Regions from separate parts of the Mus musculus genome. Here region 1 is linked to region 2. A link is a loop called in an ENCODE intact Hi-C map of the cell type or tissue named here. Cell type or tissue: heart. All regions are shown on one strand.

Evidence for each region. A loop is a pair of places that touch in the nucleus more often than their neighbours do. Peaks named below come from ENCODE experiments on the same cell type or tissue, not always from the same donor. Only the 100,000 strongest peaks of a DNase experiment are listed, where the experiment ranks them.
Region 1: it touches region 2 in a loop (5-fold over the local background); 5 of 42 quality-filtered maps call a loop at or near these places.

What each region holds. Positions count from the first base shown.
Region 1 is chr5:130,848,697-130,856,696 of GRCm38, forward strand. Gm40337 (a long non-coding RNA gene) reads right to left here and starts at 6,545. Exons shown (of 3, transcript XR_868569.1): 1 at 6,527-6,545; 2 at 6,244-6,386; 3 at 5,429-5,864. In heart, a CTCF peak has its summit at 4,878 (motif pointing left); a DNase peak (open chromatin) is centred at 4,875; H3K4me3 peaks cover 585 bases; H3K27ac peaks cover 947 bases.
Region 2 is chr5:129,994,902-130,002,901 of GRCm38, forward strand. Gusb (glucuronidase, beta) reads right to left here. Exons shown (of 12, transcript NM_010368.2): 1 at 7,706-8,000; 2 at 5,856-6,041; 3 at 5,460-5,641; 4 at 5,026-5,168; 5 at 4,440-4,627; 6 at 3,509-3,652; 7 at 3,116-3,294; 8 at 2,879-3,025; 9 at 546-630. The coding sequence starts at 7,915. Among named protein-coding and RNA genes, the nearest start is that of Gusb, 4.1 kb to the right of the region's middle. In heart, a CTCF peak has its summit at 4,381 (motif pointing right); DNase peaks (open chromatin) are centred at 4,410, 5,980, 6,590, 8,000 and 1 weaker place; H3K4me3 peaks cover 1,271 bases; H3K27ac peaks cover 999 bases.

The DNA of each region.
Region 1 (8,000 bases), 850 kb after region 2:
AAGAGCCTGAGGGAAGGACCTTGTGTTGGTGACTTTTGCCTCCGTGTGACCAAAAACACCTGACAGAGACAACTTCAGGAGGGAAGGGGGAGGAGTTTCATTTTGACTTGTAGTTTCAGAAGGGCCAATCTCTGTTTGCCTGGCCCTATGTGTTTGTGTGGAGCATCATGGCAGCCATAGCACATGGAAAGAATCACATCATGGCAGACCTGGAAGCAAAGGGAAGGCAGGGAGCAGCGACTACAGGGAAATACGACCAATCAGAAAAGTTTGAGTCTATTTATTTCATTTATTTTACTTATGGAGATATGGCCTTGTGTAGCCAAGGATAGCTAGCCTTGAACTTGCTATGTAGCCAAGGATTTCCTCTTGCCCCCATCTCCCCAGTCCTGGACTTAATAAGCACATGTCATGCTTCCCAATGTTATGCTGACTTGTTTGTTTTGAGCAAGGTCTCATGTAGTTCTCAAATTCTCTATGGAGCCTGAAGGATTCTCTATAACTTGTGATCCTCCTGCTAACCACCCCTCCGCTCCCCACCCACAGCCCTGATGATAAGTGTGTGCCGCCGGCCTGGTGTATGCAGTGCTGGGCTGGGAGTCAGGGCTTCTCGGATGCTGGGTGAGCACTTTCCTAACCAAGTCCTATCCTCCGCCTCAGCAGTTCATGCTTAGACTCTGCTCTGTACTGTCCGCATCTTCTCTCCTCCCCGCCCCCTTGCAGGCTTCTGTAGATGCTTACTATAGATTGTTACTGACACCTGAACAGTTCACACAAAGGTATCTGGAAGCCATGGGAGGCTGGATCGTGCAGATCAGAGCAAAGCCATCCCCAAGGGTGAGCAGGGCTTGTTCCAGGAGACCTTGGGGAAGGACTCTAAGGCTGTCCGCATTCACTCTCTCTGTGCATGGACTAACCAAGGTGTATCCAGACAGACAGAGGCTGGAGCTGTGTACGCCTCTAAGCAAGACAGGAACTGTTCTAAAGAGATGTGTGCCCCCCACCCCCCTGGTTATCAGACCATTAAAACAATGGACCCCAAGGCATTGCCATTTCCCTGGGACTCTCAGGCTGGAGAAGGAAAAGGCTGATGCTGGAAGCCTGCCAAAGGGGGAGCTTGTGTCCAGGAAGACATTCCACAGAGTTCTGAAAATTGTCAGACCACCTTGCCGGAGAGATTGGAACTGAAACAAAGATGGGCCAGTGATGGGCAGGACCACCGCTGACTAAGGACTGCTTAACTATGCATACTTTGAGTATGTCTGTGTGTGTCTGTGTGTGTGTGTGTGTGTGTGTGCAGGCATGCCCGTACATATATTTGGAAGCCAGAGAACAGTAGTGTCCTGTTTTACCACTCCCTTGGGACAGCATCTTTCACTGAACCCAGAACTAAACTGGTAACTAGCAACCCCAGAGCATCTCCTGTGTCTGTCCCCACAACCTCATAAGCAATGGACACTGGTATGAGCATGCCGAGCTTTTTTAAGTGGGTGCTAGGGATCCAAATTCAGGGCCATGCTTGTGTAGCCAACTCACTTCCCCATTAAGCTATCCCCTCAGGCCTCTTGCCTTCTTTTTAAACCTAAACTTCATGTCAGGGCCTTGAACTTGGTAGGCCACTGGGCCTCTCTGTCCCTTTTCCCAGTGTGGCCATGTTGGAAAATGTCTTTTTTTCTGCATTTCATTCTTATTTGTCTGTTTAAGAGGCCCGGTAAGTGGCTAAGCCTGGCTCGTTAGGGCTGTCTGGCCTAACAACCCTGATCACAGCCATGGTATCACCCCTTCACCCCAAGGGGCAGGTATATGATTTGCAGAGGGAGGCTGGAGGACTGAGGGCTTGGACCAACTAAGGCTCTTAGTGAACTCTAAGCTCCTCTAACCTACATAGGAAGGACCTGTCTCAGCAACCTCTAAGGACAGGACCCGGACAAGACAAAGCCCAACTCCCTGTTAATGGCCCTCGTATCCATCGTCTGAGTCCTCTGAACCCTTCCCACGCCTACACAGCATGGCAACAGCCCCTTCACACTGTCCTGTGTCCCAGCACACACACAACTGTAAGCTTCATTCAGTTGTTGAGCAGACTCATTGCCAACCTGGATTGTCCTAGGTGAGTCCCAGGGCCTAGGGACAGCGAAAGGAAGTTTCTCTCATGTGCCTTGGCCTTCTCCCTGATACCTCTGTGATTTCTGGACGATCTTGCAGCCTTGACCTCAGCAATGTCTGCAAGTTGGTTGTTTTGACTTCCACACACTCCAAGGTCAGCTGTCCCTTTTCAACAGATTGGCAAGAGGAGTTTCGGCTTAGCCCACACAAAGCATACTCGATCTTGTCTGGGATGTGGAAAGTCAAATAAATTATGATTGGAGGGGACTTTCCTCACTTGACTCTCTGAATTAAAGATGCTTTGATTTGCTTCCCCAGATGTTTATACAACACACACACACACACACACACACACTTCACTAAGAAAAAACAATCCCAGCCTGGCGGTGGTGGCGCACGCCTTTGATCCCAGCACTTGGGAGGCAGAGGCAGGCGAATTTCTGAGTTCAAGGACAGTCTGGTCTACAGAGTGAGTTCCAGGACAGCCAGGACTACACAGAGAAACCCTGTCTCGAAAAAACAAACAAACAAACAAACAAGCAAAAAAAAAAAAAAAAACAACAACAATAACAAAACAAAAAGAAAAAACAACCCCTAGAAAACAGAATAACAAAAGACAAAAAAAATGCCTCCAGTTGAGTCAATTGGCCACACTGGGCCCTTACTTCCTTTCAGGAGTGTGGGACCCTCAGCAGTGTTCTGACAGAGCCTGGAAGATTTTTTTAAGTGTCCTCATGACAAGATGGTCACATACATGGGCTCAGGGATCAATTTATAGCCACGTCTCAGTGTAAATGTTGTAGGTTCCAGCTCATGAGGCAGAGTGCCGGCAGAAACCCTGGGTTCCATCCCCAGCACACACAGAGCAAGCCCGGAGGTGTTCTCCTGCAACTCTAGCACTTAGCCGGTATAGCAGGAGGATCAGAGGTTCAAGGCCAGTGCCTACTACATAGCAAGTTTGAGGCCAGTCTGGGCTATGTGAGTCCCTGTCTCAGAAATAAAGCAAAGGCTGACAAGATGGTTTTGTGGGCAGAATGGCTTGTTTGGACAACCTGATTTTGAACCCTGGGAGCCACAGGATGGAAAGACAGAATCAACTTCTGCAAGCTGTTCTCAGACCTCCATACCTGTGCCATAGAGCATGAATAAACCGGGTTTAAAAAGAAATGTCTGAAGCCATACAATGCTCCCCACTACACAACTAATATACATTAGCCAAAAATGGTTTCGGGGTGGGGAAAGAAAGACGGAAAGCCTATATACCCAGCGAATCCAGAAAGCCATTGCAAACACCTGAAGCTGGGACCCAGTTGGTGTGTGAAGGTTAGGGCGGGGGGTGGGGGTGGGGGGTGGGGAGGGAAGGGGAAACAAGACAGGAAGCAGAAGGGAGGAGCTCGGGCGAAGAGAGAAAGGCAGTTTCTCTTCCCACTCTGAGAGAAGCACTGTCACATTGTCCTGCCTGGGCGTCAGAAAGTCCTACCAAGCTTACAAGTTTCATGAGACACCCCCCACCCCCCCAACTCCCAGGCCTCCAAAGACTCTGCTCCTGTTTTCCCGCTCAGCCTGGTTTTCCTGCGGGAGATGCTTTGGACGGGGACTCGCCAGTCTGCAGAGTTCCCAGCAGGGGAATTAGATGCCAGAGGTTCTGAACTCAGCAGCACATTAGAGTCACCCAGGGAGCTTTTAAAAAATCTTTGCAGGATCCCTTCCGCTGCAGACCAATTACCATCGTCCTGCAGGGAGGGGGCGGGGGAGTGTCGAGGCCATAATATTTTAAAATTCCCCTGGCACTGCTGATAACTGGGGGAAGGTTAGAACCCTGACTCTTTGAAATGGCAGGAGGGTAAAAACGACATTAGAAATCAGTAGATTTCATTTTTTATTTAATTTAATTTTTAGATGTGGAAACTGAGGCCAGGGATGCTATGGCAGGACAGACTGCAAAGGGGGCTCTTCTCCCATCGACTGAATCTGGGTGCTCCAGTTGTGCAGCACTGAGGGAGGAGGCGCTGAGAAAACACAAAAACAAAAAACAAGGGGGGTGGGGCTCTCAGGATGGGGACAGCACACAGAAATGCCACAACAGCTAGCATTAAAGAGAAACGTCTAGATTCACCATTGCATTTTCGTGATGCCAGGATTAGAATGTTATTGTTTGAAACAGGATCTTTCTATGTATCCCAGGCTGGCCTTGAACTCACCATGTCCTCTGCCTCAAGCTCCCAAGTACCCTGATGACAGGTGAACACCACCACTCCTAGCCCAGGGTTGGATTTTTGGTGGATACATCTTCTGTCTCCTTTTATCGGGTTTCTGTTTTATTTGGTGGAAGTAGAGAATTGAATGAACTCAGGGCCTTTTGGTCATATTAGGCAAGCCCGTTATGGCTGAGCCACATCCTCAGCCCCATACTCGGGGGACATTAGTTGTTGCAGCTAGCCTTTAACTTAGAATCACCAGTCTCGAGATTTAGCGTACCTGGGGTAACTGGGGGTGACTGGCGTGAATTCCCACTTCCTGTTCACTTCCCTTTTCTTTTCTTCCTTTCATTCCCTTTACTTCCAAAGTGACCTTCATCCAAAGCTCTCTCTCCTAGGACTCAGAAAAACATGGTCCTGAAACCAGATTTTTTTCTTTTTCTTCAGATGAAACATAAAGTTAGAAAGTGTCTGAGGGTTACACAACTAGTCTTTCTGGCCTGCTTGTGAAACTTGCTGCGGGCAGCGAGCGCCCCCTGCCGGTAGCTCCCATGGATTCTTACGCCGCGTGCCGAGAGCCCTCTGGTGGCAGAGAGCTGTCATTGCGGAATCTATCCACCTGTTCTGAGTCAGGGGGCTGCTTGTAGCCAAGTTCACAGCTGGAAATGCTTGAGAGACTTCAAAAATCATGGTCTCCGGGACTGATTCCAGGATCTCACTGCTTCCTGTTGCATTTCATTAGCAGAGCTTTTATCTAATGCACTTATTAAGTAAAGACACAACACTGAAAGCCAATCAGATTTTCGGGTGGGGGGTGCGGGGGAGTGGGCGGGGCGCGCTTGTCTTTAACCAGTTTTCAGCCCAAAGCAGAGAGTGGATAATCTTTGGTTAACCTAGACTGGAGCACTGTAAGTGAATGTGACTTGCCTTCTGGTGTCAGAGTTTACTAATTACAGAGCCTTCATCTCTGACACATCCTGACCTTCACACTGCCTTATGTATTTTTTCTTTTGTGGAAAAAAAAGTCACATTTTATTTATTTATTTATTTATTCATTTATTTGCTTACTTAATATTACACGTGTGTGTTTGAGTGAAGGTCAACTTTTTAGGTTCTGTTCTGCCTTTCCTCCGTGAGGGTCCTGGGAGTGGGACAATGATTGTCATGCATCTACCTAATGAGACCCCTCCACAGCACCTGCTCACGTACCGCTCTTTCCTCAAACCTCTGTGAGCATAGCGAGCCAGATTTTACCTGTTCTGTCCTGAGAGCCTGGCCTTAGCCTATCTTAATCTCTAGTTTTGGTCCTCTTCAGTCACTGTTCTCCTGTGCCCAATATTGAAATGTCACATATTGGGGGAGGGAGTCAGTGGTCCCCAGTGCTGGAATTGCAAGGAAGCCAGCTAGAGAGATGCATGCGGTGCTCTGAATCCAACCTTGAAACACAATCACTTCCTGTTTATTGGACCCTGTTCCATTTGTGTTGCCCACCCCCACCCACATGCAAACCCTAGAGTACCTTTAAGGCGGAATGGTCCCGCCAGGAGATCTGACGCAGACCTGGAGGAAATCAGGAGAGAGCTTTTCTGACTCAAACAGAAGTCGCCCACTCCACGACACACCCACAGATCTCACTCAGAAAACACAGAACAGAATGTGTCAGGTCTGCCTGAGTCACATGTGGCCCACCCAGCTCCGACTCAGCCATTGCCTGAGACTTAGTTTCTCAGTTGTTCTTTTCTAATGGGTGTGGGCAGCCCTTCCTCCTAGATTCTTAGTAATTGCACCTTCAGTCATCGAAGACTGATGGGAGAGAGATGTCTGGGGATGTTTGAGGGATATTTGATGTCATTAGGAACTGCTCTTAGTCCTAATCTTGTCATGCTCTGTCACTGTCACAGACAGGGACATGTCTGATGGAAAGAGACATGTCTGATACCTGGTTCTGGAAGCTGGGGAGTCTATGATGAGGTGGTGTTTGTGGCCAGGACTGAGTGGTTGATGTTGAACGTAAGGATCACAGCCTGTGTCCCAATCCAGGTTCAGCAACTCCACCTCAGTAAGCTGGTTGAAAGAGCCACACTTAATGGTAGAAAGCAGAAAGGAGGGATTTCTTCAATGTGGACACGTCAATCTGATGACACACCCCACACACTCCAAAACCCATCTCTGGGCCTCTGAAGCAGGATCAAAGCTTCAGTCAAGGGCCGGGACATGCATACCCAAGTTGTTCTGGCCAAAGTGTAGTCTTCTTGTCTTCCAGTGACCTTGGGTTTTAGTCTCATTCTGTAAGGTGAGCTGACAAGGTAGAACTGAGAAATCTTTTTCCAGGAGACATTCTCCTTCGGCTGGTCCCTCTTCCTTCTTCCAGTGTGAGATACCTGGGGAAATTCTAACTTGAGGGGATGAGGGTCCATTGTCTCAATAGTCTAACAGACTGACAAACAAGTCTCTCTTAGCCAGGTGGTAGTGCAGCACTCAGGAGGCAGAGGCAGGTGAATCTGTGAGTTCAAGGCCAGCCTGATCTACAGAGTGAGTTCCAGGACAGCCAGACCTACACAGAGAGACCTTGTCTCAAAAAGGAAAAAAAGAAGAGAAGAGGAGAGGGGAGGGGAGGGGAGGGGAGAAGAGAAGAGAAGAGAAAAGAAGAGAAGAGAAGAGAAAGAGAGGAGAAGAGAAGAGAAAATCTTTATTTCTCTCGGGCTAATCCCATTCATCCCATGCTGCTTCAACCCTTGGCTAAGGTGAAAAGGCAAGAGGGTATGTTGGAGGCAAGACACACCAGCTTTGTGATACACATCCATCATTCCAGCTACTCATAGACAGGTGGACAGGCAGACAGACACACACACAGACTGAAAGGAGAGAGAGAGAGAGAGAGAGAGAGAGAGACAGACAGACAGACAGACAGAAGGGGAAGAGAAGAGAGGAGACAGAAGAAAAGAAGGAAGAAAAGAAAAGCTGAACATGATGGTGCACTTCTGTAAAGTCAGCACTTAGAAGACTGAGGCAGGAGGATCACCAGTTTTAGTCTGGGCCACAGGGTGAGACTTTGTCTCAAAAACAAACAGATCAACCAACCAATATGTGTGTGTGTGTGTGTATAAGTGTGTGTGTGTGTCTGTGTCTGTATCTGTGTGTGTATATATATATATATATATATATATATATATATATTATTTTATTTTACAGAATCCCAGGCAGTTGCTGTTATCCATGGGCCACATTAGATCACAGCCCCTCTAGCTTCTGTGAGGAGTTTCAAAGATGATGTCCCCACCCCTTGAGTCTTTCTCTTTTTACAGCTCTCTCACAGGAGCCAAGTGCCATCTGCCATGTATATTCATGTATATATACGTATATACACATATATACACAGGTATGCATATATATGCATATATTCTGCCTCACGTTGTAAAACCACTCTTAAAGTAACCAGAGAGCTCAGTCACATGGTGCAGTATGGTGTGTGGGTGTGTGAGATGTGTGAACTCAGTCATGAAGGTTCCACACCTGTGATCCAAGTACAAGCTTGGCTATTTAATGTTCCCTGGCCTCCTCAGGACACCAAATTCTCTGAGATATTCTAGAACTGTCTCTATGATCTACCTTAGAGAGGAGTTTGTCCTGCAATTCACAATAACCGAGATGTGGAATCAGCCACAATACTCAATAACTGTTGGCTGGATAGAGAAG
Region 2 (8,000 bases):
CCTTGAACTCAGAAATATGCCTGTCTCTGCCTCCCGGGTGCTGGAATTAAAGGCGTGTGCCACCACGCCTGGCTGGCTCTTGTCATTTTAACTTATTATTTTTTAACTAGTTAACTATTTAGTTAACTATTTTAACTATTATTTTAAACTAATTTTAGAAAATTAATAAATGGCTGTTTCCCCTTTTATATGTGCATGAGGAGGTGGCAGGTCCCCCGGGACAGATGGCTGAGTCACCATCATGTGGGGACTGGGAACCGTACTCTGGCCCTCTGTAAGAACAACAAGTACTCTTGACTACCAGGCCTTTTCTCTTGTCAGGGTTAAACAAGTACATTGTCCCGGATCCAGCCCAGCCTTCTTGGGGTTAGAAGCCACATTGCCTACGCCGTGTGAGTTAGCAGGAAGTTAGTCCCTTTAACCCAGAAGCCCACTCGTGAAACGGCTGGACTGGCCACTGCTGCTTAGCTGGTAGTAAGCACAAGCCTAAAGACCAAGCAGAGGCGTGGAGTGTGGAGACCACCCCCCCCCCACTCCAGGCTCACCCCCAGGTCTGCATCATATTTGGCGTTGCTCACAAAGGTCACGGGACGGGTGAGGTCCAGGGCTTTGGTGTGGGTGATCAGCGTCCTGTCCATGAAAGGCAGAAGACAGGCTCGTCGTCAATCTGGGAAGGGCTCTTAGACACCTGTCTCTTTCCCTTTCCTTCCCGTCTTCCCCATCAGTGGTAGCTCACTGCTAACACTGTGGCTGTCCGGAGCCATGAGAGCAGAGATGAATACAAACCAAAATGGCAGAGGTGGTGGCAGCAATAAGAGGGGGTGTGGCTCCCTGTAAGGCTGTGGGTGGAGGTGCATGATTTAAATTAAGAGTCAGGGAAGCCTCTTGAAGGAAAGGCATTAGTGTTGAATTGAATTAACAATTGAGCCAGGAGGAATGGAGAGGAGAGGACCCAATAGAATGGCTAGTCTAGGGCTAGAGTTTGGTTCCTGGGACCTACGAAGCACAGATCACTATTGGAGACTATTTTTTTTCTTTTACATCTTTTTGATCGTTACTCTTCTTATATGAAGGCTGTGTATTGCCTTGGACATAAGACCTGAGCCCCGCCCTCTCAAAACAGCTCCAAATTAGCAAAAGCCACTCTGGGGTACTCCAGCCTACCCAGTCCTGGCTTTATTCTTGATGTCCCTGAATGAATGCATCTTCCTTACCACCTCCTCAAAAAGTCTGGGAGCTCAAAATACTACTTCGTGGAGTCGGGATGCAGCTACAGCATGGAGAACAAGGAGTTCTCAACCTGCGGGTGGAGACTCCTTTGGCAAACCTCTATCTCCAAAAATATTTACGTTAGGATTCGTAACAGCAAAATTCCAGGTACGATGTAGCACCAAAAAATACTTTCATGGTTGGGGGGCGGGGGGAGGGGTCACCACAGCATGAGGAACTGTATTAAAGGGCCGCAGCGTTAGGAAGGCTGAAAACGGCCGATTAAGAAGCTTCGGTTGCCTCTATGTGACAAGCAGTATAATTCATCCAGAAGGCTGTGACAGTCTCATGGCAGATGAAGGACTGTGGCTGAAGATGGAGCTCGATGGGAGAGCACTGGCCTAGCATGCACAGGCAAGGCCCTGAACTGGATCCCCAGCACCAGAAAATACATTTAAAACATTTTGTCTCATTAGTTCCCACTGGGGCTGGAGAGATGGCTCAGCGCTTAAGAGCACTGACTGCTCTTCCTAAAGGTTCTGAGTTCAATTCCCAGCAAGTAGGTGATGGCTGACGACCATCTGTAACAGAGTCCAGTGCCCTCTTTGGGTGTGTCTGAAGAAAGCTACAGTGTACTCACATTCATTAAATAAATAAATTAAATCAATCAAAGAATCACAAAGTGGTTTCCTATAGTTTTAGCATGTGTTTCCATCTAGAATGAATGAATGAATGAATGAATGCATGCATGCATGAATGCATGAATGCATGAATGAATGAATGTCAGGTGTGAGAGAGCACACTGCAATCCTAGCACTGAGTAGGAGGCAGAGACAGGAGGAATAGGAATTCAAGGCCAGCCTTAGCTACCTAGCAAACTTGAGACCAGCCTGTGCTATTTGATTGAGATCTTGTCTGGAAAAAAAATAGAGGAGCAGGAGAAGTGACCCAGCCCTTAGTGCCAAGCCCAGTGATCGGAGTTCAAGCCTGGGGACTTCCATGGTAGAAGGAGAGGACATAAGCTGTCCTTTGACCTCCACCTGTGTGCCATGGCACACACAGAAATAAATTAAAAATCAATCTCAAAAAAGAAAAAAAATCCACTTGGTAGATCATGCGTGTAATCCCAGAATCTCAGAAGTTGGGACCAAAGGGATCAGTGCCAGTTTGAGGCCAGCCAGGGAAACCCAGCAAGCCCCTGTCTCAAAAATAAATTTACTAAAATTACAGAAAATCCAAAGTTCTGCCGGATGGTCGTAACACATGGCTTTCATCAGAGCCATAGGAAGGCAGAGGGAGGCGGATCTCTGTGGGTTCGAGGCCAGCCTGGTCTATGGAGCTAGTTCCAGGACAGCCAGGGCTACACAGAGAAACCCTGTCTTGAACAAAACAAAACAAAACAAACAAACAAAAACTCTACAGTTGTGTGAATCCAAGGAAACTCGGGATTTCATCTCAAGTATGATTAGGAGGGTCAATGGGTAGAAAACCCACAATTTTGGTGGGTTGATTTGGGTCTCCAGTAGTGATGAAGGGGATACTGACATCACAGCACCTATCCACCTGGTTATGGTTGACTTCCATGGTCCCGGCTGCCTACAGAGGCTGAACCAGGCCAAAGTGCTAAGGCCAGAGGCCCAACTAAGCCCAGGGAAGAAAGAGCACTCACTTAAAGTAATATGCGGCGGGTTTCAGAGCAGAGGAAGGCTCATTGGCCACAGACCACATCACAACCGCAGGGTGATTTTTGTCCCGGCGAACCAGCTCCTCCATCACCTCTAGGTGGTGCCGAAGTGACTCGTTGCCAAAACTCTGACTGTGGAGGCAGAGAGGAAAAGGTCACCAAAGGCTCGAAGACAAGGTAGGGACGCTGGGCATCGTAGACGGCGAGGGGGCGGGCACTCACGGTAGCACAATGCCCACACCGGGACACTCATCGATGACCACAATCCCGTATCGGTCACAGAGCTGAAGTACCTCCTCTGAGTAGGGATAGTGGCTGGTACGAAAGGAATTTGCCCCGAGCCAACGGAGCAGGTTGAAATCCTTTACCAGCAGCGGCCAGTCGAAGCCTTTCCCTCGGATCTAGGAGACAGCAGGGCTGCGTGACCTCTACCCTTGTGACTGGAGAGTTCGCACTTTCTTCTAAAGCCCCGCCCCTGGACTCACCCCGTCCACCCTATGTAGGTTCACCACAAACAGCACCACACGATGCTATCTTCCCAGGGCACAGAGGTAGGGGAAGGAGATATCAATGACTCCCAACATGCCACACATTGATGCCACAGCTCCTACTCACATCTGAATCCTCGTGCTTATTGACCCCTTGGAAATAGAAGGGCTTCCCGTTTATGAGGAACTTGCTCTTTGTGACAGCCACTGTTCGAATCCCGATAGGAAGGGTGTAGTAGTCAGTCACAGACTCAGTTGTTGTCACCTTCACCTAGGAGAGCCGATGTGGCAGGCAAGAACATCCAGGTGGACTGCGCGTCACCCAACAGGAAGGCCTCACCCCACACCACTGGAGTTTTTTTTTTTTTTTTTTTTTAAATACAGGCTCATGTAGCTCAGGCTGGCCTCACTTGTAGCTAAGGATGACCTAGAACTCCTGATTCTCCTGCCTGTCCCTCCCAAGTGCTAAAATTACAGGCAGGCATCTCTCTGCTGTTTGGTTTTGGTTATGTTTTGGTTTGGTTTGGTTTCGTTTGCAAAACAGGGTTTCTCTGTGTAGCCCTAAATGTTCTGGAACTCCATAGACAAGGCTGGCTCCAACTTATAGAGATCCACCTGCCTTGGCTCCCAAATTCTGGGATTAAAAGTATGTGCCACCACAGCTCGGCTGGTTTTGGGATTTGTTTTGTTGGGAGGTGGGGGTTGGAGGGACACACTGATTGTTTGAGACAGGGTCTCACTATGGAGCTCTGGCTGTCTTGGAATTCACTAGGGAGACCCGGCTGACCTCAGCGACTGCTCGTTTGATCTTATTCTCCAACACCCCTGGTGCCTACGTATCCCACAAGCCTGCACTTGAGATGCAGAAATGACAGTCTCTGTCTTTAACCAGAACATGATCTCAGGACCTTCACAATTCACAGCTGGACTCTCCCACAAAGTGACTGAAAAAGCCGGAAATCTCAGACAGTACCCATTTAGCCACCTGTCCTGGTTGCCTGCTGTCACCAGGTGGCAGCAAAGGACCTTCCTTAGCCCCAGTCCCACATCACCGTTACCTCCAAGGAGTACATGTAGGCTGGATGCTCATGCATCAGGTAAGGCCACCAGAGGTTGGCACTGGGAACCTGAAGTTGACCCTGGTTCCCTGTCCCATGGGCCACGACTTTGCCACCCTCATCCAAAAGTTGCACTTCTAGCTGGAAATGTTCACTGCCCTGCACAGAAATCCAGTAGGTCACCAGCCCTGTGGGACAGAAACAGATATCATACCAGTCCCAGAAGTCCCCTTAGGTCCCAAGACAATAGCGAACAACTGCTTGTCCTTTTATTTATTTAGTTTTTTTTAAATCTTACTGTGCAGAGATTAGGAGTTACAAGGAGGAAGGAAGTGACCCAATGTTTTGAGTGATGTCACTTTAGACAAGACCCCACCTGTCATTGGTCCTCACTTCCTTGCAAAGGAAGACCCACCAGAAAGGTGTCAGCTTGGGCAGTCTGAGTCTTATCTTCTGAGGATAATGAGGCAGGGGAGGGCTAAAAGATGCTTGAAGCCTTTTTCTCCTTAGGGATTTTTTTTCCTCTTGGGAATTGAGATAAAAATGGACCCAGCCTAGCACAGAGCCTCCCGCCGGGATTCCTCACCGATGTCTTGCTCCACATTAGTGATCACAGTGATATCATCGATGTAAGTGGTAGGGGTGGTATAGAGGACCACAGATCGATGCAGTCCCGCATAGTTGAAGAAGTCAAAGCTTGTGTCCTGGACAAAGTAACCCTTGGGATACCTAGGGTGGGAAAACAAAGGTCCATTATCTGTGTGGCTTTTTAAATCCGCCTCCTCTGTGTGTGTGTGTGTGTGTGTGTGTGTGTGTGTGTGTGTGTACACCACAGTGCACATGTGCAGATCAGAAGACAACCTCAGGCACTGGTTCTACCTTCTAGCTGGCCTGAGAACTTCCAGCAATCACTTTCCCTCCTAGCATGCGACGCCGGTCTCATCAGATCCAGAGCTAGAACCATTCTCCCTATGGGGAAGTCTGCTGGGCAGGAGGGGGGGGGGGGAGGATGCTGCTCACATGGAGGTGTCAGTCTTGTAGACGATGGTCCCCGGCGGAAGGGTATGAGGGGTCAGTGTGTTGTTGATGGCAATCGTGATCCGGCAGGTGGTCAGGGGCCCACTCTGGACCAGCTTGCTAATGTCAGCCTCAAAGGGGAGGTGACCTCCCTCATGTTCCACCACATGAATCCCATTCACCCACTGCAGACACAAGGAGAGATGAGCAGAGGGTAAATGGCCACAGGGCTCTGCTGTCTGTCTTGGGTACCCCCTTCCAGAAGAGGGCCCCCGCCATCAGATGGAAGAATGGTGTTCTAATGGAGCCCACAAAGCAACCCTTCTCTGACCCATGACACAGAGCCCTTCTGGACAGCCCAGACTGCCTTGCCCCCAGCCAACCTCTCCCTATACTGACCACAACTGCATAATAATGGGCACTGTTGATCCTCAACACCACTCTCATGTCGGTATCTTGGGTCCATCGCCGTGGCAGGATTGCTTCCCGTTCATACCACACCCAGCCAATAAAGTCCCGAAGGGCTGCTTCTTGGGTGATGTCATTGAAGCTAGAAGGGACAGGCATGTCCAAGACTGGGCCCGACTAGGGAAAGAAGAAGTGGAGTCACGTGCTGGGGATGTGGCTCAGCTGGTAAAGCCCTGGCCTACCACCGATGAAATCCTGTGTTCCGACTCCAGCATTGTATAAGCCAATCATGGCGGAGCGCACCAGTAATCCTAGCAGATGAGAGGTGCAGCCAGGAAGATGGACGTTCAGGGTCATTCCCTGGCTATCCTCTGCTTCATAGTATATCTGAGGCTGACCTGAGGATACAGGAGACTCTGGCTAAAGAGAAGGATTGGGTCTATTCTTCACGACTGCGCCCCCAGCACCCTAGAGAACCATAGGGGACACAGGGGAGAGACTCTGTAAAATACTGGCTGCATCCACAAGTGAACTCTGCAGGACAGTTGATGGAAAAAGACTGTTCAAACCAAGTTCTTTCTCAGGGCAGATAGTACCAGAGCCAAGATTTCCATGGAAAGAGCCACAGGCCAGTCTAAAACAGGAAAGACCAGACCCTGACATAAAAGGCAGGTGACCATTGCTACAAGGAAGAAGGCCAACAGCAGGGAACAGGGGCCCCCAAGGAAACAGAGAAGGCCTGTGGTGGCAATGTCCTCTCCTTACTTCCTCTTTTGCTGAATGCTGGGCAGTGCAGTTGAAAACTGAGAGTCTAAGCCAGGTGTGGTGGTTCATCACTTGTAACTCTAGCAACCTGGGAGGCTAAGGGAGCCACATGGCTATGAGTCGGAGGTTAATGTGAGTCGCTGTCTCAAACACACACACACAGAGCTGGTGAGATGACTTGGTGGGTTAAAGGCACTAGCCACTAAGCCTGATGACCTTAGTTACATCCCTGGTGACCTAGGTGAGACCAGACTCCAGCAAGTTATCTTCCAACCTCCACATGTACTGTGTAGCACACGGGTGGCGCCCCCCCACCCCACATAAATAATGGGTACACATTTTAAACAAAGAGAGAGAAGAGAGGAAGAGGAGAGAGCCCAATAGGAAACGAGGTAGGATGAATGAATGAATCTGAGAGAGGAGGAGACTGTGAGCACACAGGTTTGCTTCAGCCTGCTTCTGCGCCAACCCTACCTAGGTAGGAAAGGAGAGCAGGGATGAGGGTCCTCTGCTAGCTCTGTGCAAAGTCACATTTGCTCCCCCCTCCTCTACCCCCGCCCCCAAATCTCTGTAGTGGGTAGCATCTCCTAGGATTCTACTTTTCACAAGATGGGAAAGAGCATGGGAGGTATGTGCACCGGGATGCAGGAGGCGTGTGCACAAACATCTACAACACTCAGGAAAGTTAAAGTGGGAGCAAGAGATTCACCCGGACATCCAGGCCAGCCTAGGTTATCGAAGGAGACACAGCCTCAAAACATAAACAAAAGGCTCAGTAGTGACAAGCACACACAGGGCCCTGGGTTCAAGTCCCAGCACTATGAAGTAAAATTAAAAGCTTTAAAAAAACAAAAACAAAAAAATCCATTGCCTGGGGCAGCGCCTGCCTAGCAGAAACCATGCGGTTCTCAGCATGCCAGGTCCCACTTCCTGCTCTGGTCGCTCCCCTCCCCAGCCTGCAAACCCATATTAACCTCCTCTAGGTGAGCACAAGGGGATCTCCAGGTACAGGCATCCCTCCGCCCATCCCCTGACTTCTGGAAGCTTCCAGACCCCGGGTCCCAGGGAGCGCGCACCTCCCGTAGCGGCTGCCGGTACCATTGCTGCTCGAAACCCTGCAGCCGGTTGTTCGAGAGGTCGGCGCGGAAGTGCCACAGTCCGTCCAGCGCCTTGAGCTCCCGCGACGGGCTCTCCTTCGGGAACAGCATCCCGCCCTTCAGAGCCAGCGCGCAGCTGCACAGCAGCTGGCCCAGCGCGACCCAACACGCACTCCATTTTAGGGACATACTGGCCAGGCTGCCCACCGACCAGCGGCTGGGCTTTTTAGCCTCCTCTCTGGGAGGGCAGAGGCGGGACCTGGAAGAGTCACAT